Regions from separate parts of the Homo sapiens genome. Here region 1 is linked to region 2. A link is an interaction called in ENCODE POLR2A ChIA-PET data of the cell type or tissue named here. Cell type or tissue: B cell. All regions are shown on one strand.

Evidence for each region. Peaks named below come from ENCODE experiments on the same cell type or tissue, not always from the same donor. Only the 100,000 strongest peaks of a DNase experiment are listed, where the experiment ranks them.
Region 1: POLR2A ChIA-PET joins it to region 2 with 5 read pairs; 2 of 35 experiments call an interaction of 5 or more read pairs at or near these places.

What each region holds. Positions count from the first base shown.
Region 1 is chr11:47,873,083-47,881,082 of GRCh38, forward strand. No RefSeq gene overlaps it. Among named protein-coding and RNA genes, the nearest start is that of NUP160, 29 kb to the left of the region's middle. RefSeq lists an enhancer at 6,234-6,403. In B cell, no CTCF peak of the experiment used is centred here; DNase peaks (open chromatin) are centred at 6,719 and 6,849; H3K27ac peaks cover 1,353 bases.
Region 2 is chr11:48,028,126-48,036,125 of GRCh38, forward strand. All of the region lies in intron 1 of PTPRJ (protein tyrosine phosphatase receptor type J), which reads left to right. Among named protein-coding and RNA genes, the nearest start is that of PTPRJ, 52 kb to the left of the region's middle. RefSeq lists an enhancer at 455-1,029 and a silencer at 3,552-3,621. In B cell, no CTCF peak of the experiment used is centred here; DNase peaks (open chromatin) are centred at 4,096 and 5,866; H3K27ac peaks cover 710 bases.

The sequences.
Region 1 (8,000 bases), 160 kb before region 2:
TAAGTTGATTAGAAGTCTTTTTTTTTTTTTTTTTTTTTTCCGAGACAGAGTTTCCCTCTTGTTGCCCAGGCTGGAGTGCAATGGCGTGATCTCAGCTCACCACAACCTCTCCCTTCCAGGTTCAAGCAATTCTCCTGCTTCAGCCTTCTGAGCAGCTGGGACTATAGGCACCTGCCACCAAGCCCAGCTAATTTTTGTATTTTTAGTAGAGACAGGGTTTCACCATGTTGGTCAGGCTGGTCTCAAATTCCTGACCTCATGATCTGCCCGCCTTGGCCTCCCAAAGTGCTGGGATTACAGCCGTGAGCCACTGTGCCTGGCCAGAAGTCTTAAATAGAAAGAAAGAATGTATTCATTAAATAAGGATTTGATCAAACCAGAAGATGGAACATTTCCTGTTCTTTCAAGCACTGACCAGGAAGACTCAGCCAACATACTTGTAGGATTTCTGGTCCCATTGACTAGTCACCCTTGTTGTGGAGATGGAAGCATCTGATTAGGAGAGTCCGATGCCATTCGCCTTTAAGTCCTTGTTCTCCGCAGCAAGCACCTTCTCATTCATTCATTTGCATTCAACAGATTTATTCAAAGCTGACTTTTTTTTTTTTTTGAGATGGAGTCTTGCTCTGTCGCCCAGGCTGGAGTGCAGTAGCGCAATTTCAGCTCACTGCAGCCTCCACCTTCCAGTTTCAAGCGATTCTCCCTGCCTCAGCCTCCCGAGTAGCTGGGATTGCAGGCACCTGCCACCACAGCTGGCTAATTTTTGTATTTTTATTAGAGATGGGGTTTTGCCATGTTGGCCAGGCTGGTCTTAAACTCCTGACCTCAGGTGATCTGCCACCCTCAGCTTCTCAAAGTGCTGGGATTACAGGCATGAGCCATCGTGCCTGGGCACATTATGATTTATTTTAAAAGAGCACTTAAATGTCATATGGAAAATAACCATTTTTAGCTTTGAGGAAGGAGCCAGAGTAAGGTAGGGACACCAGCTAGGAGTTTCTACAGGAGTCCAGATGAGAAATGATAGTTGCTTAGAACAGGGTAGCTGACTGGAGAGAAGTGGACGAATCTGAAACATACTTTTGAAGTACAATCCTTCTGACTTGTTGGTGGGTTGGATGGGGTAGGAGAGAATGGGGGAAAGAGGAGGAAAGTATGGCTCCCAGGTTTCTGGTTGGAATGGTGGGCAAGAATGATGGAGTAAAGATTAGAGGAGTAGATTAAGAACTAAGTTTTGGGCCAGGCGCAGTGGCTCACACCTGTAACCCCAGCACTTTGGGAGCCCCAGGTGGGTGGATCACCTGAGGTGAGGAGTTCAAGACCAGCCTGACCAACATGGTGAAACCCTGTCTCTACTAAATACAAAAAATTAGCCGGGCATGGTGGCAGGTGCCTGTAATCCCAGTTACTTGGGAGGCTGAGGCAGGAAAATCACTTGAACCTGGGAGGCAAAGGTTGCAGTGAGCTAAGATTGTGCCACTGCACTCCAGCCTGGGCAACAAGAGCAAAACTCTGTCTCAAAAAAAATAAAATAAAATAAAAAAAGAAGAACTTACTTTTGGATATGTTGATATGTTAGTTTTTTGTTTTGTTTGTTTTTTGATATGTTAAAGATATCTTTTTTTAAAATTTATTTTTATTATTTATTTAGTTATTCATTTGAGACAAGATGGTGCAATCTTGGCTCACTGGTACCTCCACCTCCTGGACTCAAGCAATCCTCTTGGCTCAGCCTCCCAAGTAGCTGGGATTACAGGCACATGCCTCCATGCCCACCTAATTTAGTAGAGATGGGGTTTCACCATGTTGACCAGGCTGGTCTCAAACTCCTGACCTCAAGTGATAGGCCCACCTTGGCCACCCAAAATCCTGGGATTATAGGCATGAGCCACTGCGCCTGGTTGAGTTCAATGTGACCTTGAACTTCTGGGCTCAAACAATCCTCCTGAGTAGCTGGGACCACAGTCACGTGCCACTGCACCCAGCTGATTTAAAAAAACGTTTTGTATAGGTGGAGTCTTGCTTTGTCATCAAGGCTGGTCTCAAGCTTCAATCTATCCTCTCACCTTGGCCTCCCAAAGTGCTGGGATTACAGGCATGAGCCACTGTGCCCAGTCTGGTATTGGGGGAACCCGCCCCCAATATTTCAACGTAGGTTCTTTCTATTTTCTGTAAGAGTCAGCCAGCTGAGAAATAAAGAGAAAGAGAAAGAGTACAAAGAGAGGAATTTTTTTTTTTTTTGAGACGGAGTCTTGCACTCTTGCCCAGGCCGGAGTGCAGTGGTGTCATCTTGGCTCACTGCAAGCTCCGCCTCCCGGGTTCACGCCATTCTCCTGCCTCAGCCTCCCGAGTAGCTGGGACTAAAGGCACCCACCACTACGCCTGGCAACTTTTTTGTATTTTTAGTAGAGATGAGGTTTCACCGTGTTAGTAAGGATGGTCTCAATCTCCTGACCTTGTGATCCACCCACCTCAGCCTCCCAAAGTGCTAGGATTACAGGCGTGAGCCACCGCACCTGGCCCAAAGAGAGGAATTTTACAGCTGGGCTGCCGGGGGTGACATCACATATTGGTAGGACTGTGATGCCTACCTGAGCCACAAAACCAGGAGTTTTATTAAGGATTTCAAAAGTGGAGGGGGTGCAAGAACAGGCAGTAGGTCACAAGATCACATGCTTCAAAGGGCAAAAAGAACAAAGATCACATGCTTCTGAGGAAACAGGACAAGGGCAAAATCAGAAACTCCTGATAAGGGTCCAGCAAAGATCACAAGGCAAAGGGCAAAAGCGGAATTACTGATAAGGGTCTATGTTCAGCGGTGCACGTATTTTCTTGATAAACATCTTAAACAACAGAAAACAGGGTTCAAGAGCAGAGAACCGGTCTGACCTCAAATTTACCAGGGCGGGGTGTTTCCCCACCCTAGTAAGCCTGAGGGTACTGCGGGAGACCAGGGCGTATTTCAGTCCTTATCTCAACCGCATAAGACAGACACTCCCAGAGCGGCAGTTTATAGACCTCCCCCAGAAATGCATTCCTTTCCCACAGTATTAATCCTTGCTAGGAAAAGAATTTAGCAATATCTTCCCTACTTGCATGTCTGTTTATAGGCTCTCTGCAAGAGGAAAAATATGGCTCTATTTTGCCCGAACCCACAGGCAGTCAGACTTTATGGTTGTCTTCCCTTGTTCCCTGAAAATCGCTGTTATTCTGTTGTTTGTCAAGGTGCACTGATTTCATATTGTTCAAACACACATGTTTTACAATCAATTTGTACAGTTAACACAATTATCATAGTGGCCCTGAGGTGACGTACATCCTCAGCTTACAAAGATAACAGGATTAAGAGATTAAAGTAAGACAGGTGTAAGAAATTATGAAAGTATTATTTGGGAACGGGTAAATGTCCATGAAATCTTCACAATTTATGTTCCTCTGCCGCGGCTCCAGCTGGTCCCTCCATTCGGGGTCCCTGACTTCCCACAACAGCCTGGCATGTCTTTAAATCATTCAAGTGGAGATATCAAGTAGACATCTGGGTATATGAGACAAGAGCTCAGAAGAGTAGTCCAGGGTAAAGTTACACATTTGGGAGCAGGACTGGTTACATAATTTGTGGGACCCAGTGCAAAATGAAGATAAATAGCCTCATGTTAAAAAATTATTAATAACTTCCAGACGTCAAGAGGATAACATCAAACCAAGCACAGAGACCTACAGGTAACTGCACAGGTCACTTGCCCATGAAGCCTATATGCGATATTTAATTTGGAAATTGATCAGATTATTTATGGAGAGAGAGTTATCAGGAGAAGGAATGGGGACCCCAAATAGGACCTTGAAACCTGTGTATATGCTGGTAGTCACAATGAGACAATACTGTACGATCCCACTTATGTGAGATACCTAGAATAGTCAAATGCATAGAGAAGGAAAGCAAAATGGCAGTTGCCAAGAGCTGGAGGGAGGTGGGAATGGGGAGTTCATGCTTAATGGGTACAGAGTTTCACTGTGGGAAGAAAAAGTTCTGGAGATGGATGGTGGTGATGGTTGCACAACAATATGAATGTATTTAGTGCCACAGAGCCATACACTTAATTAAAATGGTTAAAAATGTTAAATTTTGTTATGTATATTTCACCACAAAAAAAAAATGCTGGCCAGGCATGGTGGCTCACACCTGTAATCCCAGCACTTTGGGGGGCCTAGGCAGGAGGATCAACTGAGGTTAGGAGTTTGACACCAGCCTGGCCAACATGGGGAAACCCCGTCTCTACTAAAAATACAAAAATTAGCTGGGTGTGGTGGTGTGCACCTGTAATGTGAGCTACTCGGGAGTCTGAGGCAGGAGAATTGCTTGAATCTGGGAGATGGAGGTTGCGGTGAGCTGAATCGCGCCACTGCACTCCAGCCTGGGCGACAAGAGCAAGACTCCCTCTCAAAAAAAAAAAATTGCTTTTCTCTCTACACTTCTATTATCCTTCATGTGCCTGGCTTTTCTTTTCCTACCTCTCTGGCCACTTCTCAGTCTCCTCAATTCCTTCTCTACCTGAATGAGAAATGCTGCAGTTCTTCCTTTCTTCCTCTATTCCTTCCTCCCTTCCTCCCCTTCTCTCCGTCCCTTTCTTCTTCTCTTCCCTCCCCTCCCCTCCCCCTCCCTCCCTCCCTTCCTTCCTTTCTTCCTTCCTTCCTTCCTTCCTTCCTCTTTCTCCACAAATATTTATCTATTGTGTGCTAGGAATAAACAGGGAACAAAAGATACAAACTCTCTCTCTCATGGAGCATATATTCTACTGATTGAGAGATGGTCTATAAACAAATAAACAAGTAAACATGTAGTATTTTAGATGGTCATAGAGCTACAGAAAAAAAAAAGCAGATTAAGGGGAATTGGAAGAACCAAGGATGGGAAAAGGGTTGCTATTTTTTTTTTTTTTGAGACAGAGTCTTGCTCTCTTGCCCAGGCTGGAGTTCAGTGGCGCAATCTCGGCTCACTGCAACCTCCGCCTCCCTGGTTCAAGCAATTCTCCTGTCTCAGCCTCCCAGGTAGCTGGGACTACAGGCATGTGCCACCACGCCTGGCTACTTTTTTTCTATTTTTAGTAGAGATGGGGTTTCACCATGTTGGCCAGGCTGGTCTCGAACTCCTGACCTCAAGTGATCTGCCTTCCTTGGCCTCCAAAAGTGCTGGGATTACAGACGTCAGCCACCACACCTGGCCAGGGTTGCTATTTTTTACAAGATGATCTGCTAAAGTTACATTCGAGTAAAGAACTGAAGACAGTGGGAGAGCAAGCAATGCTATTATCTGGAAGAGCCTTCTAAGAGGATCACAGCAAGTGCAAAGGCCCTGAGGAAGAATAGAGGTTCCCAAGATTGGAACAGGCAGAAAAAGGAATGGGTGGTAAGGAAGAAAGATGACTTGAGAAACTTGTCTGTGCTGAAGAGCAGAGAAATATTATTATTATTATTTTTAGAGAAAGGGTCCCACTCTGTTGCCCAGGCTGGAGTGCAGTGGCGTGATCATAGCTCACTGCAACCTTGAACTCCTGGACTCAAGACTCAAGTGATCCTCCTGCCCCAGCCTCCTGAGTAGCTAGGACTATAGGCATGCACAATCATGTCTGGCTAATTTTTTTTTTTAAGTGAAAGCAAATTTATTAGAGAAGTAAATAAACGAGCAGGGCATGGTGGCTCATGCCTGTAATCCCAGCACTTTGGGAGGCTGAGACAGGTGGATCACCTAAGGTCAGGAGTTCAAAACCAGCCTGGCCATCATGGTGAAACCCCATCTCTACTAAAAAATAGAAAAATAGAAAAATTAGCTGGGAGTGGTGGTGGGTGCCTATAATCCCAGCTACTTGGGAGGCTGAGGAAGGAGAATTGCTTGAACCCAGGAGGTGGAGGTTGCAGTGAGTTGAGATCGTACCACTGCACTCCAGCCTGGGTGACAGAGTGAGACTCCATCTCAAGAAAAAAACAAAGTAAATAAACAAAAGAATGGCTACTCCATAAGCAAAGGAGCCTAATTTTTTTTTTTAATCTATTTTTTTTTTTTTGTAGAGACAGGGTCTCTCTATGTTTCCCAGGCTGGTCTCAAATAATCCTCCTGCCTCAGCCTCCCGAAGAGCTGGGATTACAGGTGTGAGCCACAGTGCCCAGCCAAGAAATATTGTTTATTGAAGGTTTGCTATGCTCTCACTTTGTGTGAAGTGCCAAGGTTAGAGCAGAGAACCGACAGAAGTGGTTCCTGACCTCATGGAGCTGACAGTCCAGCAGAGGAGAGACAGGTTTGACAAACAATGATTCAGCTCCACTTTCGATGAGTTCTCTGAGAGAGTGGTGGAGGGTGAAGGGAGTGTGTTATAGTAAGACAACACCGAAAGAGGGGAAGGGAGGAGGGATCAGAGGGGGCGTCTTGGAGGAAGTGACACTTGACGGATTACGATTTGGTGTCCCCTGTGCCTCCACCTTCAGGGAGCAATGCCCTGGTTCTGGTGACATGGGCACTCAGGGTCCCCATGGCAGTTCCTTCTCATTGAGTGTCACCTCCGTCATTTGGCTTCAAGAACTGGAATATGCAAATGGCAGTCAGTTATGTGTGATCAAATGACACTGGCTACATGCTCAAGAACGAATTTAGCATCTACCACCAGCGTTCCCACAGTACTCCCAAATAACTTCTGTATCCTCCCCACCTCCAGACACACATGTATACACACACACAACCTCACACACATTCTCAAACCAGCCTGTCAGTCTACCTCACTCTCCTCTTCAGTTTCAGCTTCCACTGGTCTAGGTCCCTGGCCCATGAAGCCAGCTGATGGAGCCTCATGGTGGCCAAAGTTGAAGGGACTCAATGTGGGGACACCGAAGTGTGTGCCCAGGCCATCTCTCCAGCCTTCTAAAACCACCTGCCTTGGGGAGAGGAAGTGGGGAGAATGTCATCTGCTCTGTTTGTACTCCAGAGCAGCTCTGCTTGTGCCCCCACAAAGTCTCTCATCCAAGTTTTCTGTCAACTTTCTGTTCACAGAGTTTCACTTCCAGTTCAAGGGCTAGATGGGGAGTTGACATATGACCTTGGGCAAATTACTTACCTTCCTTGTGTTGCAATTTTCTCATCTGTAAATGAGGATAACAAAAGTACCTACTTCAGTTTAAGTGAAAAAAATTCATGTAAGTGTTTAACATAGTGACTAGCACATATTAGGTGCCCAGTAAATGTTAGCTCTTATTATTACTTTCATCATTATGATTATTTACTGGAGAATTTGGCTACATTAAATGTCTGAGCTCCAGCTCAGCTAGCCAAAGTCTACAGTTCAAAGTCTACTGTTATAACTGTAATCCCAGCACTTTGGGAGGCTGAGGCAGGTGGATCACTTGAGGTCAGGAGTTCAAGACCAGCCTGGCCAACATGGTGAAACCCTGTCTCTACTAAAAATACAAAAATTAGCCAAGTGTGATGGTGCACACCTGTAATCCCAGCTATAAGGGAGGCTGAGGCATGAGAATAGCTGGAACCCAGGAGGCAGAGGTTGCAGTGAGCCAAGATTGTGCCACCACTCTACTCCAGCCTGGGTGACACAGCAAGAGTCTGTCTCAAAAAACAAAACAAAACAAACAAACAAACAAACAAAAAAACAAAGTCTACTGTTAAATAAATTGGCATTCCAGTTTCATCCAATCGGGTTTATGAGCTTAGCTAATGTGTGTCTGCCCCTAAGAGCTAAAGCTGCCCTGGGGCCTCCCAGTCTCTTCCTTAGCCAGGCAGTGTGGTTCTGAGTACCAGAAAGCTCCTGAGGAAAACCCTCTGCCAAAATGGAACACCAAGGGAAAAGGATAAAAGCAACAATTTTGGACCAGGCTGGCATGAACTGTGATCCCAGTCTGCCATACTTATTTTTTTATTCTAAAATAACAGAGATAACATACACAATGGGCTTTCTAACTTGCCACTTTTCCCTTATCTTTTTTCCCTTTGTGAACCTAAAACA
Region 2 (8,000 bases):
TTTCTTGAAACATAAGGCCGTCTTGGTTTGTTGTTCTGTTTTGTGCTTTTCACAGAGGCATGGACACTGAAAGACGTTTCTCTGACAGTGGAGATATAGGACTGAAGAGTGACATGGCTTGCAGAGCACTACCTGTCCCCCTAATCCACACTGTCCTCTCTCCTCATGGGCAGCCTGAGAATGTGGACCCAAGGTAGCCCATCATGCAGTTCTTCATGAAATCTGGAAATCTTGGCATTTCATGGGAAATCTCATCACTGCTAAAGTAGGCTTAGATTTGTTTTAAAACCTTGTGTGGGCTGGGTGCAGGGCATTTTACTCTTCTGTGGTAGGAGAGTAGACTGGCCACAGCCCAGCCCAGAATCCTTAACAAAAGGTTAAGCTGCTGGGCGTGGTGGCTCACACCTGTAATCCCAGCACTTTGGGAGGCTGAGGTGGGTGGCTCACCTGAGGTCAGGAGTTTGAGACCAGCCTGGCCAACGTGGTGAAACCCCGTCTCTACTAAAAATACAAAAATTAGCCAGGTGTGGTGGCGGGCACCCATAATCCCAGCTACTTAGGAGGCTGAGGCAGGAGAATTGCTTGAACCCAGGAGGCAGAGGTTGCAGTAAGCAGAGATTGTGCCACTGCACTCCAGCCTGGGCAACAAGAGTGAAACTCCGTCTCAAAAGCAAACAAACAAACAAAAAACCTTGTGTGGGTGAATCAAACACGTCTGCAAGCCTGATTCAGCCTGTAGCCCACCAGTTTGCAGCCTTTGTTTAGATCCGTAGTGGAGAAAGAGGTTAAAGCTACAAGTTAGGACCCCTGAAAATGAAAGATGGTTTGGAAGTGAATCTGAAGTAAATTGTCACTGTATGGTTTCAGACCGTTTTCTGGTAGTATGTGCTGTGTGACACAGGTTGTCCCTGTGTTGTGCAGTGGTTTTGAGCACAACATTGGCCCTAGGCCTGCAGTGTGGGGTGCAGGCCCTCTGCTGAGGGCTGCAGATGCTGCCGGGAGTGCAGTGGATGAGGTCCTGCCCGCACAGCCTCATTCGGCGTTGATACCCATGCCTGGAGGATGTGGGCTCATCTTCTTGGGTCAGGTGAGCCTCTTACACCTGTGTTCATTGCTTAGCTCTTTTGATGTCATTGCATATTGGTTCAATTACTTTTCCCTTTTCAGAGCCATGAATAATAACTATGATTTTGCTAGAGGGAAAAAATGAAATGATCAAGGTAATGCATTTACATGTTACATAAAATTCATATCATACAGAAAGGCAGAAGGAAAACAGGGAGAATTACTTGTTCCCTTTTCTCTCTTCCCCTCCCAATTCCTTTAACAGGAAGAATGTCTCACTAGTCATGTGATCTACAGCAAATCCTTTAACCTCTTCAAACCCGCATCTCTTATATGTTACAGGACAGTAATAAAACTTAACTCATATTATTGTTATTTTTTATTTAATGTGGATTAAGTTAGTTGGTATGAAATTCTCCAAATCCTATGCATATATAAAGGGTGCTCATAGAGCTTTTTTCTTCTTTTTTGTATATCCAGGATTTCTTTAGCGGTCTTTTGTAATTATAGTAAAAGCACTGAGGTTAGATTTATGGGTTTTTTTTGAGGAGGATAGACTGAATCCCTTTCCCGCCTCAAGGCTATAGTGGGTCGGCACAGTTTGTGTTTGCTAAACATATCTTTAGCTGCGTAAGAGAAAGAAGGAAAATAGTAAAGATGAACAGTACTGTTTTCTACTTGAAGTTCTAGTTGGCCCCCACTCCCTTCCATGTAGGAACCTTAGCTTGCTTTCCACACCCTCCCACCACTGGACTCACAAAGGCCCCTGATGAGTGCCTCCGGTAAGACAGGGGGAAATTTTTATCTTAATTAGAAAAAGGCTTAGTATCTTGATTGTATGTTCTCTGGAGCCAGTGATAGAGATAGTATAAGAAATTCTGGACATTCAAATGTAAAACAGATTAATTTGTAGGAATGTTGGATTTTTATCTGGACAGATGTTTTGTCTTTTATGGAGTTGGTTGGGATTAAGAAGTGGGGGCAGGGTCATGTTGGTATTTTATTTTTGCTTTGGGCTTATGTTACTTAGGATTAACTTTAGCTGTGTATAACAACAGCAACAAATCAGATTTATAGTCAGTTAACGGAGGCTTAAGTGATGTAAAGTTTTATTTCTCTCTCACATAGAAATTAGTTAGAGGTAGTAGTTTAGGGCTCTTAGAGGCCCCAGGCTGTCATATTCTACCTGCTTACACATGGCTTTCAGGATCTAGGTCACCTCACAGTCCATGATGGCTGCTGGGGCTCCATCCCCCTTGTCTGAGTCATATGTTGGCAGAAGGAGGAAAGGCACAGATCAAGAGGAGGCCTTTCAGCTGGGCGCGGTGGGTCACCTGAGGTCAGGAGTTCGAGACCAGCCTGGCCAGCATGGCGAAACACCATCTCTACTAGAAATACAAAATTTAGCCGGGCATGGTGGTGTGTGCCTGTAATCCCAGCTACTAGGGGAGCTGAGGCAGGAGGATCGCTTGAACCTGGGAGGTGGAGGTTGCAGTGAGCCGAGATTGTGCCACTGCACTGCAGCCTGGGCAACAGAGCGAGACTCTGTCTCAAAAATAAATAAATAAATAAATAAAATAATAAAGAGGAGGCCTTTCCTGCTGCATCAGCTCTCTCTGAGCAGCGTTCCTGGGAAGTTCCATGGAACACTTCTGCTTATCTCATTGGTCATAACTCAGTCAGATGCACACACTGAGCTGCAAGGGAGGCTGAGAAGTATAGTCTCTTAGTCCCAGATACAATATGTATAAAATTCAGAACAAGGGTCCTTTTACTAAGGAGGAGGAAGAGACTGGATGTTATGGATATGGGCAGCAAGCAGTGTTTTCAAAGTACTGAAACAGATTGTAGAACTTTGTAAACTGGCTGCCTTTCTACTCCTCTGCTCACCTCTAACCAAAGAGCCACCTAATTGTTCTGCATGGTGACCATTGCCTGTTAGATTCTTGGTGAATAGATTCCTAGCCTCATCTTTTGTTATTTTTATTTTTTTAATAAATGGTAGAATGAGGATGCAGGAAACTTGGAAAAGCAGAGTCAAAGTTCAACTAGCACAGGAGCAGAAGGTAAATTCTGTTGGCTTATAGAATGAGCCCAGACCCTGGTGTCAGAAGACCTGGGTCAGTTCTGGTCTGTCCTCTCCTGGGACTCAGTAAAGTCTCTTGGCTCTCTGAGCTTTCCACATCAGTAAGATGGGGAATGACAACCCTTATGGGACTGCAGTGAGGCTTAGCCAAGTTGGTGCTGTGGAAGGCCCTACTGGATTCCAAAGCATGATACAGATGATGAATACTTTATGTGGCTGAGGTGCTTCCAGCAGGCACGTGGGAAGCATCCATGTAAGATTGGGGTCATGCAAAATGGGGTGGGATCACATCGCGGGATGAAGCACTTGGATGCAAAGGCCTGTGTGGTCCAGCCTGAGTCTGGCTCAACACACAGGGTCGGATCCTGGCTGCGCTCCTTACTGCTGTATGTACAGATTTGGCTCAGAGGGAATGCAGGATTGGCAACATGCATCTAGTCTTTCTTGTGGTCTCCTGGTGCCTCTCATGGTGTGCTTATTCTTATTCTGCTACGGAGAGTGTGACTTAAGCATGTAATTTGCATATAGCGTGGCTCCTGAATGCAAGCCACTAACCCATTATTTTACTTAGTAAGTTCCAGTGTTGGGGCTTGGGGGATGGTGTGTCCTTTGCCAGTGAATGCTTATGTTGGTACATTTCAAGGGTTATTTTGCTTATGCACCCTCCCCACCCCCGTCAACGTTAGAGCTTAGCATCATATGAAAGGCAGTGTCCCTGTGACTGTATCATAGGGTTGATGAGGATGAAATGAAGTAACTGCAGGCAGTGTCCAGCCCAGTGCCCAGTGCTCTGTCCAGGCTCAGTGAGTGACCTTTGCTGCTGCTGCTGCTACTGCGTCCAGCTGGCTACATGGGGCTGGTGGCAGAGGGTGACTCAGTTCTCAGTGTGTCTTTTCCTGCCCCCTGCCAGGTTGCTTCCCCTAGCCTAGTTCCCTTTTTTTGTGAAATGCTCATCCCTCAGCTCTGGACTTCAATGTACTGTTGGTTTCAAAACCTTATGAAACACAACATCAATGGGGGAAGGGAGAAGAGAGAAGCTGAGAAGCCTAACCCAACTCTGACAGCTGAGCGGCTACAGAGGACTTCTCAGTTGGGCTTCAATACTTCTTAAGAACTTTCAAGTTAGGCCTCAGATGTGATTTTGTTTGCTGACTTTCTCTTTGCTACCTTGGCTTCTATTTAGTTAACAAATCTAGGCCGGGTGCGGTGGCTCACGCCTATAATCCCAGCACTTTGGGAGGTGGAGGCAGAGGTGGGTGGATCGCCTGAGGTCAGGAGTTCAAGACCAGCCTGACCAACAAGGAGAAACCCCATCTCTACTAAAAATACAGAATTAGTCGGGCGTGGTGGCACATGCCTGTAATCCCAGCTACTCGGGAGGCTGAAGCAGGAGAATTGCTTGAATCTGGGAGGCGGAGGTTGCAGTGAGCCAAGATCATGCCATTGCACTCCATCCTGGGCAACAAGAGCAAAACTCCATCTCAAAAAACAAAACAAAAACAACAAAAAACCCCAAATCTAATTCATTCATTCAGCGTGCACAATTTATTCAACACAGTTTGTTCCAAACACTGGGGATATGCCCCAAACAGACCAAGTTCCCTGTTTCATGGAGCTTACGTTTGGTGGAAGAGAGACAAATATAGAAACAAAAGTGTAGGCTGGGTGCAGTGGCTCACGCCTGTAATCTTAGCACTTTGGGAAGCCGAGGTGGGGAGATCACTTGAGCCCAGAAGTTCAAGATCGGCTTGGGCAACATAGTGAGACTCCGTCTCTATTAAAAAAAAAAAAACAAGTCTAACATCAGGTAGACTTCAGGGCTGTGAAAGAAGTGACATAGGGTAAGGGAATACAGCGTGTTGAGGGGATGGGTGCTATTTTCCAAGGAAAGCCCCTCCTGGTGGGGGGCCATAGGAAACAGCTGGTGCAAAGGCCTGGAAGACTCACTGGCATCTTTCTGGAATAGCAAGGATCAGCTTGGTGGGAAGTGGAATGAGCTGGGGGTGGAGTGGGGTGGGGTGGATTTTGGAGTCTGAGCTTGAGATACCTGCTTGGAGATGCTGAGCAGTCTGCAGGAACCAGGAGCCCGGAGCTGAGGGAGGACATGAAGGCTGGAATTGTAAGTTTGAGAGAAATCAGCTTTTTGAAGCTGTGGGACGGGGTAAGATCACCGTCATGTGAGAGGATGGGACTGGCCAGGTGGTGCATGTGTCCAGGCTCAGCGGATGTTCCTGGGATACAAGTACCTGTTCATCTTGTTGACATCTAATCTGTATCTGCGCATAGTGACCAAGGATAAGCCACTGAGCTGCTCCAAACGTGTGCTATGGGATGGATTAACTGTGTGGGTGTGGAAATCCCTCAGAATGATGAGACAGGGAGCAGTGGAGAGGAAGACAGTCGATCATTGATCGGTGAGCCTGTACTTGAGATCTGGCCTGGATAGTTGTGATGGTAGGTGGTACCCACAATGATGGCCCTTCAGGGGATTTGAAGATTGTGAAGGAGGACCAAGAGGAGCTGTTTGGACCACCTGTGATCCAAGGCGGGAACTAGGAAGACACCTACCGGAAGTCTTTGTGGATCTTTTGGGATTGGATTGGATTAGCAGATACAGAGCGTTTGACCTATAGTAACCAGCTGACTGTTCAGCAAACGCTTCACTTCCTAAAAGGCTTCTTCTTTCCAAGGCAAACTGGGGCATGTGAGGAACAGGAACTTACAAGAGCTTCTAGTCTGAACTCCAGGTGCTGACACTGTTAACAGTTGCTGAGTGGAGTCCTTCTCACTTGGGTGGAAAGTAACCTGTAAACTTGGCCCAAGTCTCCCTTTTCCTGTCCTTTGGCCCATGCTGTTCTGGTGCTAGATGTTGGCTCTGGCCTTTGCACTGACCATCTCCTCGAGATGGCACGTGGGGAGGATGTGCTGTGTTGAGAAGAACTTGGCTGGATAGGCAAAGACTTGAGCTAGAAAAAGAACAAGTGGTTATTCATTTGGTGCTTCCCTTTAACCAGGGCCTTTTTTTTTCTTTTATTTTAAAGGAAACCTTTAAGAAAGGAGGGCTCTCAGGCCTTTCTTAGAATTTAGGTCTCAGTTTTACATCATGGGATTCTGTTTTTCTTGGGTTTCCATTAGAAGATTAAATAACATAGTGGCTATGAAAGCATACTATAGATACTAGGAACTGTTGCTTTGATTGTGTTAAAGGATACCTCTATTCCCCAGGTCCTTTATTGATTCATCTTATTTTTATTTGTATAATAAATCATTAGAATAGTGCCTGGTGCTCTATTGCACTCACTTGCATATACTGTATAAAGCTTTGTACATATTACTTGTTTAGTCCTCACAGCAGCCCTAGGAGGTAGGTACTATTATTTTGCTCATTTTGCAGGCAAGAAAACAGGCACAGACAGTTAAATAAGGTCACCCAACTAACAAGCAGTAGAGCTAGGATTTGAACTGGGGGAGCCTGGCTCCATGTTCTAGGTTCTTCACCATTATACTCCAAGGCCTGTCGGTTTTCCCATCAATCTCTACTGAAGAACAATGGCGATGGCCATACTGGTAATTGTTGTGCTTTATATGCTGTGCACTGTGTTGTGTATTTCAGATGCACGAATGAGAATCTTCATCCCCGCAAGATATTAAGAGCCCGTTTTACAGAGGAGGAAATGAAGGCTCAGAGAATTGAGTAACTTGCTTGAAGTCCAAAGCTGAGGAGTGGAGCCAGAATTCAAACTCGAGTTTGTCTGGCTTCCGAATCCTGCTATTTCCTCAGCACAGTGGCCGTCCTCCAAGGCTGTCACATGTTCCTTCCCTGGTGATTCACGGCACCTGGCTACCTCCTTTTAGACTCACTTTGTGGCCCATGGCACCCAGTTGTGTCATGACAGGACAGTGGCTCCCATTTCTCCGGGCCTGACTGTGAGGCCACATGAGCCACCCCAGGGAGGCCAGCAGAGTCAGAGCTTGGCTTTGAAAGCTGTTAATCGACCTGAGCCCCTCCATGTCCCTTGCTCCATTTTAAGCCTAGGGCTTTCCTAAAGCACCGCAGATCTCCTTTTCTTGTGAGAAGAGATTAGGCAGATGTATACATACACGGTAATGTGCAAGTGTCTAGTTTCTTGTCAGCATCGGGATGAGCTGTTTGTAGTGAAGAGCCTGGGCCTGGTGAGCCCCCGGGATGATGGGTGGGGACCATCTGTGCTCTCCTGGAAAGGAAATTGTGGTTTCTTTCTTTTCTTTTTTCTTTCTTCTTCTTTTTTTTTTTTTTTTTTTTTTTTTTTAGTTTATGGGAAAGGGAGACTTGTGTCTCAATTGAGTCTTTGTGGCGTTGTATTACAGAGAGTCACAGAAAATGTTCTATGTAAATGACTATGTGCTCTGATTAGAGCCTCAATGGGCACCATTGTGTCATATTGCTATTATTGGCGATTGCAGGATACTAAATGATATTCTCATCAGGCTGAAAAACTTCAGTGTTAGCAGTGAAACTCGGGGTTAATTATACTGCTCTGAATTAGAGCATGGAATTAAGTTGTAGGGAGAGTAAGCCTATTGCTTTCTTCCCCCTCTGTCTTCCTCTTCAAGATTCTTGCTGGGGGTTTGATCAGAATAGTTTTTAACCCATGTTCTATATCTGTACTACTGGCATTTTGTTCTCCATGAGTTACTACCCCATTTGGGGTTGGGAAACACAGGACCAATTTATAGGACAGTGGGAGAAGGGGAGACATGGTCTACTTAATAGTGCATTCTTCTCAGTCAATAGCTGGGTAAAAAATAGCATGAAGATTGAAGTCTTAGGGGAATGCTGGACTCTCTAGAGGGGCCTCTTTAATTTAGC